2 separate regions of the Homo sapiens genome follow, and region 2 is linked to region 1. A link is an interaction called in ENCODE POLR2A ChIA-PET data of the cell type or tissue named here. Cell type or tissue: PC-3. All regions are shown on one strand. Links, peaks and the distances in the headings refer to the core of each region. The heading gives the core; the rest is flanking DNA.

Region 1 (5,167 bases), core at 641-4,640:
GCCATTCACCATGTCTCTAGGAAATTCCAAACTTTCCCACATCTTCCTGTCTCCTGAGCCCTCCAAGTCTCTAGGAAGCTCCAAAATTTCCCACATTTTCCTGTTGTCTTCTTCTGAGCCCTCCAAACTCTTCCAGCCTCTGCCTGTTACCTAGTTGCAAAGTCACTTTCATATTTCAGGTATCCTTATAGCAGCACCCCACTCTACTGGTACCAATTTACTCTATTAGTCTGTTCTTATGCTGCTATAAAGAATTGTCTAAGACTGGGTAATTTATAAAGGAAAGAGGTTTAATTGACTCACAGTTCTGCAGGGCTGGGGAGGCCTCAGGAAACTTACAATTATGGTGGAAAGGGAAGCAAACATGTCCTTCTTCACATGGTGGCAGAAAGGAGAAGTGTCAAGCAAAGGGGGAAACTCCCTTATAAAACCATCAGATGTCATGAGAACTCACTTTCATGAGAACAGCAGCATGGGGGTAACTGCCCCCATGATTCAATTACATCCTACTGAGTCCCTCCCATGACACGTGTGTATCGTGGGTACTACAATTCAAGATGAGATTTGGGTGGGGACACAGTCAAAGCATATCAGCCAAAATGGGGATACCTCTTAAGGAAAGAGGAATTTATTCATTATTTGATAGACATTAGGAAGCCATGGAAGATTCTGAGTGATGGCATAATAGAATGAAAGAAGCATTGAGGAACATCAGTTGGCAGCAGTTTGCAGACTTAGTGAGAAGAAATGTTAAGGGCGGGTAGTGGGTAGGAGGGATAGTCAGGGAGAGGGAAGAGACCTGGAGCCAGGAGAGGCAATGAAGAGATTGTCTGCACGTGAGGTGAAGGCCGAGACCAGACATTAAAAATGAAAACAATGTAAGAGACAGAAAAGATGTTCAACACATATTAACCAGATTTGATGGCTGATTGCATATAGATGATGAATAAGAGGACTAAATAAAAGATGACTGACCATTTTCCTAGAATAAAATCATTCCCTGGTTGGCCTGAAGAATGCTGTATGCCTCTTCAACTGTGTCTTGCCCCTTTATGGCTTGTTCACTACCCCCACGTCACGCTGGTCCTCTCAACACTCAGTCTCCTCTGACGCACCCTCTGCAGCCCCAGAGCCTCTGTATGCACTTCCGCCACCCCCTCTCTACCCTCTCCACCCCTACCCATCTGGTAGGCTCCTGCTTCAGATCTCAACTTAAATGTCATCTTCCCAGAGACCTCTGCCACCCAAACTAGGCTCTTTTCTTTATCTCATATGCATATTCACGTTATTTTTGATTAAGAATCTTTCCTTTCTTTATGGAATTCATCAGTGTTTATATTGGCATATGTATTTGTTGACCCTTTCACTGTCTCCCTCACTAGAGTTTAGCTCTATGGTAGGAAACAGAGACAATGGCTGGCAAGGACTCCAGGGTTGGGTGTAGGTGACATTCAGTGTGCTACCCACCAGCAGGCATGGACGCTGGGAAAGAGATGGTTTATGGGGAGGAGAAATGACTTTGATGTGGAGCAAGTTGAGTCTGTGGTAGATATCCAAATGGAGATACAAAATAAGAAGTAGCAGAACCTCAGAATGTAGAGCTTGAAGAAAACTTAGTCCAGTGTTTTCTCAAAATGAGGTACCTCTTTACCAACCCATGCCTTTGCACCTCCTCTTCTGCTCCTCTCGTGAGTTCTTACAACTTGGTTCTTCTTAGCCCTCCTCACCCTCTTTTTTTTTCTTACTTCTGTGATCTTTAGTAGAGAATTTAGACAGTTTGCAAGCCATAGTTGTATTGGATTGAGAAATGCCCTTAATAAGTCCCTCTGTTTTGCAAATAAGAAAAATATGTCCCAGAGATGTTAAATGACTTAAAGCCACACAGCTAATCAGAGAGAAAACCTGGACTAGAATCCATCTTTGTAAAATTCCAGTTCAGCGCCCTTTCATTAGCCCATATTCACTGCAGAAGTGGAGGTCAAGCCTTGGGGGTGAATTGTCAGAAATCCATGAACTTCTTGGCTCTTTTCTGGAACCAATTTAACTCTCCTGCAGAGGCCACAGAAAGCACGTGAGGACCATCAAATGCATATTTTGTACCTATTTAACAAAACAAAAAATGTGTTTTCTGGAATGCATGATGACACTGTGAAAGAAGGGTTTGGGTCTTCCAGTGCCTTTTAACAAGATAAATTGTATTTTCAAACCAACTCCGTATTAACCAATACTATTTAAAGAATACCATTAGCAAAGACCAAGAGCCAACAGGTTGGCGTTCACCGCGGCTCTGCCCTGCCCCCTTGTGCAAGTTTCCTATTAGTGCATTTCCTTAGGACGGCTCGGGGTGGGGCGAAGATGAGCTGCTTCTTTCCTCTGCCTTCCCCTCCCTCCTCTCCCCCAGTGTCGCCCCTGCTTGTCTCGTTTTTCCACGTATAGTCCAGATTGCAGACTCAGCTCTTGGACGGCTAAGACGAATTCCGCCGCCTCAATTTTTAATCATTCATTGAGCAGGTATTTATGGAACAACTAGGAAGTGCCGAGCTTCCCGTATAGCAGGAAACGTGCACCATCAGGTAGTCTATGGACAGTGTCTATGGACGCTGGAGTGTGTATTTTGTGACATGGGAAGCACAAGAGGTTAGGGGAGCAATAATCAGAGGACCCGACCACATTCATCCAAACGAGTAAGTAGCACCCTTATATTTAAAAAGAAAAGTAAAAAGATAAACATGTACCCTAAATCCCCCCAAAGAAATAAATTCTTCAGCATAGCTTTGTAAAGAATTCTTTTCGGCCGTGCACGGTGGCTCACGCCTGTAATCCCGGCACTTTGGGAGGCGGAGGCGGGTGGATCACGAGGTCAGGAGATCAAGACCATCCTGGCTAACACGGTGAAACCCCGTCTCTATTAAAAATACAAAAAAATTAGCCGGGCGTGGTGGCGGGCGCCTGTAGTCCCAGCTACTCGGGAGGCTGAGGCAGGAGAATGGCGTGAACCCGGGAGGCGGAGTTTGCAGTGAGCCGAGATCGCGCCACGGCACTCCAGCCTGGGCGACAGAGGGAGACTCTGTCTCAAAAAAAAAAAAAAAAAGCTTTTCAAGTGTTTCAGGATGACTGCTATGCAGTGAATAAAGCTACACCACCACCCTTACCTTTTATTTTTAAATTGCTATCAAATTTGCAATTTTAGGCCAGGCTCAGTGCCTCACACCTGTAATCCCAGCACTTTGGGAGGCCGGGGCCGGCAGATCCCTTGAGCCCAGGAGTTTGAGACCAGCCTGGGCAACATGGCGAAACCCTGTCTCTACAAAAAATACAAAAATTAGGCAGGCGTGGTGCTGCATGCCTTAGTCCCAGCTACTCAGGAGACTGACGTGGGAGGAGAGCTTGAGCCCCGGAGGTGGAGGATGCAGTGAGCCGTGATTGCACCACCACACTCCAGCCTGGGCAACAGAACAAGACCCTGTCTCAAAAAAAAAAAAAAAAAAAAAATGCAATTTTGATTGCTGTCATAAAAGTGTCAGACTAACTTGTTATAGTTTTTTTTTTTTTTTTTTTTTTTTTTTTTTTTTTTTTAAGATTTACCTTCAGCAAATGCAAACTCACACGTGAATTTGAATTTCATAAGGACAGCTCCCTGGAGAACAGTGAAGACAATCTGTCATGCTCAATAAATACTTGTCACCTTCTACCAGGGCCTTTTAGCCACAATAAGGAATTCAGTCATCAGTCCCCGCATTCCACAGAATCTTAGTGTCTACATTGTGCCAGACATTGTGTTAAGGTCTGATTATGAGACAGAAAAAATACCATAAAACAAACAAAAACCCCTCATCTCTGCCCTCGAGGAGTTCAGAGACCTGTGAGGAGAGACCCAAGCAAATAGCAACTACCATTATGCAGGGTCTCCTTGTGAAGAATATTGTATGACTAGGTAAGTGCATACAATATACTATTGAGGAAAGAATGCAAGATAAGTTAGGATGATTTTGGCTGAAAGTAACAGGAAACACAGTTGAAAGTGATTTAAATGAGAAGGCCACTTGTCATCTCACATAATAGGAAGCCCAAGAACGGCATTTTGGAGCTGATGCATTTGGTGGCTTCTCAAGAATAAGTGAGCTCTTCATCTCTCCACTCTGCAGTGGCTCCCCTTGTAGTCCAAGGATGCAGACAGGGCCATGTCCAGTGAAGAAGAGGCATCTTTCCCGTGCTTCTATTTTACAAGCCCGCACTGCCGGCAGATGTCTCCTCAGGTCCCATTGCCCAGGCTTGATTCCAGTGCCCAGGCCTTAAGCAATCATTGGCCTAGAAAAATGAGACCTGAATAGCTGTCGACAGCCAGCATCCCCCAAACACGTGGCTATGGAAGCCTACACAAAACCACATGCTGATAGCAATGAAAATAAAGAGAAATGGCTATTCTGAGACAACCCACAGTGTCACCTACAATACGTCTATATCACCTGCACAAACAAACAAATTACATACACCAAAATGTTATTAGTGGTCTCATTGGGAAGTAATAGTATGGAAATTTTTCCTTTTCTTCTTTTTACTTTTCTATTGCCAAAAGTGAACATACATTCTTTTTACAACCAGAAGTGAAATCTGTTTACAAAGTCAAGTAAGGAAATAAGCAATACTTTGAGATCATCATTTAAGACACACTGTAGCAGGAAGTATGGAGTGGGTATACCAGTGGCATCTACTATAGCTCCTGTATAGAAGAAACTTGATATCTACTTAGCTAAGCAAGACACACTAAAGTTTTTAAGCAACAAAGGCATCTATACACAACATATATCTAAGCTAAACTTTTTTTTCTAGTACTCAAAATTAGACACTTAGGATAGTACCAATCATGCTAATTCTGCCAAATAGACAATAATTATCCAAGACTCCAGAGAAGGCCGAAGACTCCAGGGAAGGCAGAGCCTCACTCTATAGGCAAAGAGAAATGGACATTGGCTTTCCCTGGAGGACTGTAAAATGCCAACTACTTATTCTTACAGAAACACTGGGACAGATGATTTCTGCAGTTTGTGAAAGGAAACATCCAACCATAAATGCAGTTCATCTACGCATAGTTTTCCAAATATCGGTAGAAACACAGCTACTTTAATTCTAGATAATAACAACCCTGATTTGGAAAATAGTTGAAAAT
Region 2 (5,167 bases), core at 381-4,380, 300 kb after region 1:
ACAAATAGTGGGGCCTTCTATAAAAGAAAAAGTACAATTTTATTTCTTATTTTTATTTTTATTTTCTTGAGATGGAGTCTTGCTCTGTCACCCAGGCTGGAGTGCAGTGGTGCAATCTCCACTCACTGCAACCTTTGCCTCCCAGGTTCAAGCAACATTCCTGCCTCAGCCTCCCAAGTAGCTGGGATTACTTATAGGCAAGCGCCACCACACCTGGCTGATTTTTTTTTGTATTTTTAGTAGAGATGGCGTTTCACCATGTTGGCCAGGCTAGTCTCAAACTCCTGACCTCAAGTGATCTGCCCGCCTCAGCTTCCCAAAGTGCTGGGATTACAGGTGTAAGCCACCGCTCCTGGCCTATTATTATTATTTTTGAGACAGGGTCTCACTCTGTCACCCAGGCTGGAATGCAGTGGAGCAATCATAGCCCACTGCAACTTCGACCTGCCAGGCTCAAACAATCCTCCCACCTCAGCCTGCTGAGTAGCTAGAAGTACAGGCATGAGCCAACAGGCCCAACTACTTTTTTAAATTTTTGTAGAGATTGGGTCTCACTATGTTGCCCAGGCTGGTCTCTAGCTTCTGGGCTCAAGCAATCCTCCTGCCTCAGCCTCCCAAAGTGCTGGGATTACAGGTGCAAGGCACCTTAGTGTTTGAAGAAGAACTTCTGAAAATAATTTCATATGTATTCATAAAACAGAGGTAATTCATCCAACATAAAAACACACATATCTTTTAAATATTGGAAATAAGTGCTGAGATTAAACAATTCCAGGGTTTAGGGAACAACCAAATGTTGTAATGTCTTCACTAAATTGGTAATAAAATACAACTTAAAAATTACAAAGTAAAATACTGTAGAAAAATTCCCATTTTAAAACAAAACACCCTTTTTAACAAAATCAACAAAACTGATTAAGATCTAGTTGGTGCTTGCACACTAGTTATGTGATTTTACTGAACGTGCAATTTAATTTAGGTTATTAGGAAAAAAAGAAAAGAACACTGGCATTTTATCTGTTAACATTATTCAAGTAGAAAAATCCTTTTTCCAAAAAGAAAATCTTTGGGTAAATTTGTAATTTCTATTTTTAACAAACAGCCTTGGTTCTGACCTATTCTACAAGGAAGGAATTTTATTATAAATGGAAAGCATTCCTAGAAATATGTAACTCCATTCACTCTATGATCCTACTTTAAAAAAAAAAAAAGCTTAGCTAATTCAGAAGTAAGAATTCTTGAAGTTTTCCATATTATTCGACAGGTTTGTACTTCATCACTAAGAACTGAAAATGATTTAAGACCAGGAGTTCAAGATCAACCTGGGCAACATAGTGAGACCCTGTCTCTACAGAAAAATACAAAAATTAGCCAGATTTAGTAGTGCGCACCTGTAGTCCCAGCTACTTCAAAAGGTTGAGGCAGGAGGATCACTTGAACCTGGGAAGTTAGGGCTGCAGTGAGCTGTGATAGCACCACTGTACTCCAGCCTGGGCAACAGAGCAAGACCACATCCCAAAAATAAATATTTTTTTAAAAAAGAAGTAAAAATGCAAATAGTTGTTCCCTTATTGTGCTAAATTAGAGGTTACCAAACTATGGCCAACAAGCCAAATCTGATCACTCTTTGTAAGTGAAGTTTTACGGGGATACAGTTGCATGGACTAAATGTTTGCATCTCCCCAAAAGTCATTCATGTTGAAGCTCTAATGCCAGTGAGATGGTATTTGGAGTTGGGGCCTTTGGGAGACAATTAGGTCATAAAAGTACTGCCTTCGCCCTAAGAAGAGACCAGAGAGCTAGCTAGTTATCTTTCTGCCACATGAAAACACAGCAAGAAGATGGCTGTCTGAATACCAGAAAGAAGGCCTTCACCAAGAATCTGACCGTGCTGGCACCCTGATCTCAAATGGCCAACCTCCAGAACTATGAGAAATAAACATTTGTTGTTTAAGCCATCCAATTTATGGTATTTTGTTACAGCAATCCAAGATGACTAAGACAATAACCATGCCCATTTGTTTACACATTGTCTATGGCTGCTTTGTACTATGACAGCCGAATTGAGCAATTGTGACAGAAACCATATAACCTACAAAAGTGGCAAATATTATCTGCCCTTTGAAGGAAAAAGTTGCTTATCCCTGTCCTAAGTGATCAAAAATGCTTTTAATGCCAAAAATTTTTCTATCATATAATCAAGGTTTAAACCACACTGGAAATAGAATTTGGAAGCAGGCTGGGCACAGTGGCTCACGACTGTAACCCCAGCATTTCGGGAGGCCAAGGCGGGTGGATGACTTGACGTCAGGAGTTCAAGACCAGCCTGGCCAACATGGTGAAACCCCATCTCTACTAAAAATACAAAAAATTAGCCGGGCATGGTAGTGGGCACCTGTAATCCCAGCTACTCGGGAGGTTGAGGCAGGAGAATCGCTTGAACCCGGGAGGCGGAGGTTATAGTGAGCCGAGATCGTGCCACTGCACTGCAGCCTGGGCAACAAGAACAAAACTCAGTCTCAAAAAAAAAAAAAAAAAAAATCGGAAGGGAGGGTGACCGATAAAACTAAGTATCTACTTATATTTTACCAAAGCACTAGATAATTATATGGCAATAAGGAGTTAAGCTACCAATAGATTTCCCAAGCCATCACAGGAAGGTTTAGTGCTGAGACTTGTTCCCAAATTAAGGAACTGGTTTCTGTATAATACAAAATACATATGCAAAAAAGAAAATGGAAGAAGCAAAGGAATGAAGGAACACAGGGAGAGGGAGGGAAACACAAGCAAATAGAAAACAAACACATTTTACAATCAGCTCTTCTGGACTTCAAAGCTCTAGTTTTTCATAATAATGTATTCTCGATTTAAATTAGAAATGTAAGCCAGGCACGGTGGCTCACGCCTGTAATCCCAGCACTTTGGGAGGCGGGTGGATCACCTGAGGTGAAGAGCTCAAGACAAGCCTGGCTAACATGGTAAAACCCTGTCTCTACTAAAAATTCCAAAATTAGCTGGGTGTGGTGGTGGGTGCCTATAATCCCAGTTACTCAGGAGGCTGAGGCAGGAGAATCACTTGAACCTGGGAGGCAGAGGCTGCAGTGAGCCAAGATGGCACCACTGCACTCCAGCCTGGGTGACAGAGTGAGGCTCCCTCCATCTTGAGGAAAAAAAAAAGAAGAAGAAGAAGAAAACCCTGGTCATTTATATAGCATACAGCAGCTAAAACATTTATTTACTGAGTACCTGTGAAGTAGACCTAAAAACTGTAATAATAATGAACTTTGTAGTCCTTAAATATACCATAGGTCTATAAAAATCGAAACCTTCACGTTTTTGTATCAAGCCTTCGTTATAAAATATAAAGGTCTTACTTAAGTATATTTGAAGCTCATTAGTACTGGCCCCAAAAATTTGACATAGGTGAAGAAGCCTCCCGGGTTCAAGCGATTCTCATGCCTCAGCCTCCCGAGTAGCTAAGACTACAGGCGCACCCCCACCACACCTGGCTAATTTTCTGTATTTTTAGTACAGACAGGGTTTCACCATGTTGGCCAGGCTAGTCTCAAACTCCTGAACTCATGTGATCTGCCCACCTTGGCCTTCGAAAGTGCTAGGATTACAGGCATGAGACACCGTGTCTGGCCGTGTTTTCTTACATTTTCTTTCACACTGCAGCTATCTAACAACTACTCCTGGGCCTAGAGAGGACCCTAAGACTCTAATCTAGTTTTTTAAAGTAAGAATGGGTTTAAACTTCAAGGTTAAGAAAAGGGAAAGGGAGTTACTTTCTTTGGATGTCCCTGTATTTCATAAACACAAACATGTAACATAAGTGTGCATTTGTACATATATATGCCAAAAGTCCAACTATGGAAGGAACAGGACAGAAAAAAAAATAGTATATTATATATTCATGCAAAAATATATTCCACTATTCCTCCATTAAGAAATATGAGTAAAATATTAACCAAACCCAATACCATGTTATATTAATAATTTTTAAAATAAACTACTTCTTTCTGTAATGCCCATGAAATCTTGATTATTTCTAGAATCTTATTTAAGCCTCAGAGTTCCAGGACAACCAACCCAGGTTGTCTCTTTTGATAATATTTTCCCTCAAACAGACATCTCTATCAGGTCAATAATCATAACTCTACACTTACCAATGTCTAAAATTCTCTTTTGTAGAGCTCCAATAAAAAGAAATGGTTCATCTTTACATGACTGAATGAGTGTGCCAACCAATTCAGAGTTTGTTGCTAAGATGCAGGCATTTTCTTCATTAAGGTTGACCCCTGCCATAGAAGTCACATCATTGATGTCATCCTCATCTCTAATAGAAAAAAAAAAAAGTTATACATTTTAGGTTGTGTGTGTGTGTGTGTGTGTGTGTGTGTGTGAGAGAGAGAGAGAGACAGAGAGAGAGAGAGAGAGAGAGAGAGAGAGAGAGAGAGAGAGAGAGAGAGTTTCAGAGAGCAAAAGAATTAGAGGTCTCTCCTTGTAACTAACGGCATTATTTTACTTAATTCATCCAATCAAGAGAAGTGAAGAATGGCTACCTTTCCCTTTAAGCTTTTGAAAGTAATTAGTGTCTCTAACCACCAATGTATATTTAATAACAGAAGGATGAATCAGAAGTAACTTTGTCTTCTAGGTCCCAACTTTCCCTCTCTCAGTCTGGCAAATAAGAAACACCAAGAGGCATTTGGAGTTACACCAAGTCATCCATAAATCCTCTGCAATGAAAGACAAAGAAATGAAAACAGACATCTTTCTTTTCATCCAAGATGGTTAAAAGTCCATCAGCTGTCCCCAGTGTACTCTACCATTCATTCCACTTAAGGGCAGCAGAAATTATCTGGTCCTGAAAGGTCCATATCCACATAAAGACCCTTGGGAAGAAGCTTACTAGACTAGCCATTCTAAAACCAAATGGTATAAAACTAGTTTTGTTTTTCTGTTTCAGACTTTTGGTGTGCTCCATCTATACCAACTGAATTCGTTAAACCACATCCTCAGCAATTACCCAAAAATGGCCTATATATAAAATATAAAACACACTCATGTACATATACACACACACATACATACATGTGCATAAAAAATACAAAAGATGTCTGGGCTCCTTGCTTTGTATCAGCAAAATTAAACAGTTGTTTTT

What was found. Peaks named below come from ENCODE experiments on the same cell type or tissue, not always from the same donor. Only the 100,000 strongest peaks of a DNase experiment are listed, where the experiment ranks them.
Region 2: POLR2A ChIA-PET joins it to region 1 with 9 read pairs; 1 of 35 experiments calls an interaction of 5 or more read pairs at or near these places.

What each region holds. Positions count from the first base shown.
Region 1 is chr18:26,618,758-26,623,924 of GRCh38, reverse strand. It overlaps a transcript of KCTD1 not described here. Among named protein-coding and RNA genes, the nearest start is that of MIR8057, 30 kb to the right of the region's middle. In PC-3, for the core only: a CTCF peak has its summit at 2,310 (motif pointing left); a DNase peak (open chromatin) is centred at 2,314; H3K4me3 peaks cover 686 bases.
Region 2 is chr18:26,314,401-26,319,567 of GRCh38, reverse strand. TAF4B (TATA-box binding protein associated factor 4b) reads right to left here. Exons shown (of 15, transcript NM_005640.3): 10 at 4,170-4,339. Among named protein-coding and RNA genes, the nearest start is that of TAF4B, 91 kb to the right of the region's middle. In PC-3, for the core only: no CTCF peak of the experiment used is centred there; a DNase peak (open chromatin) is centred at 2,017.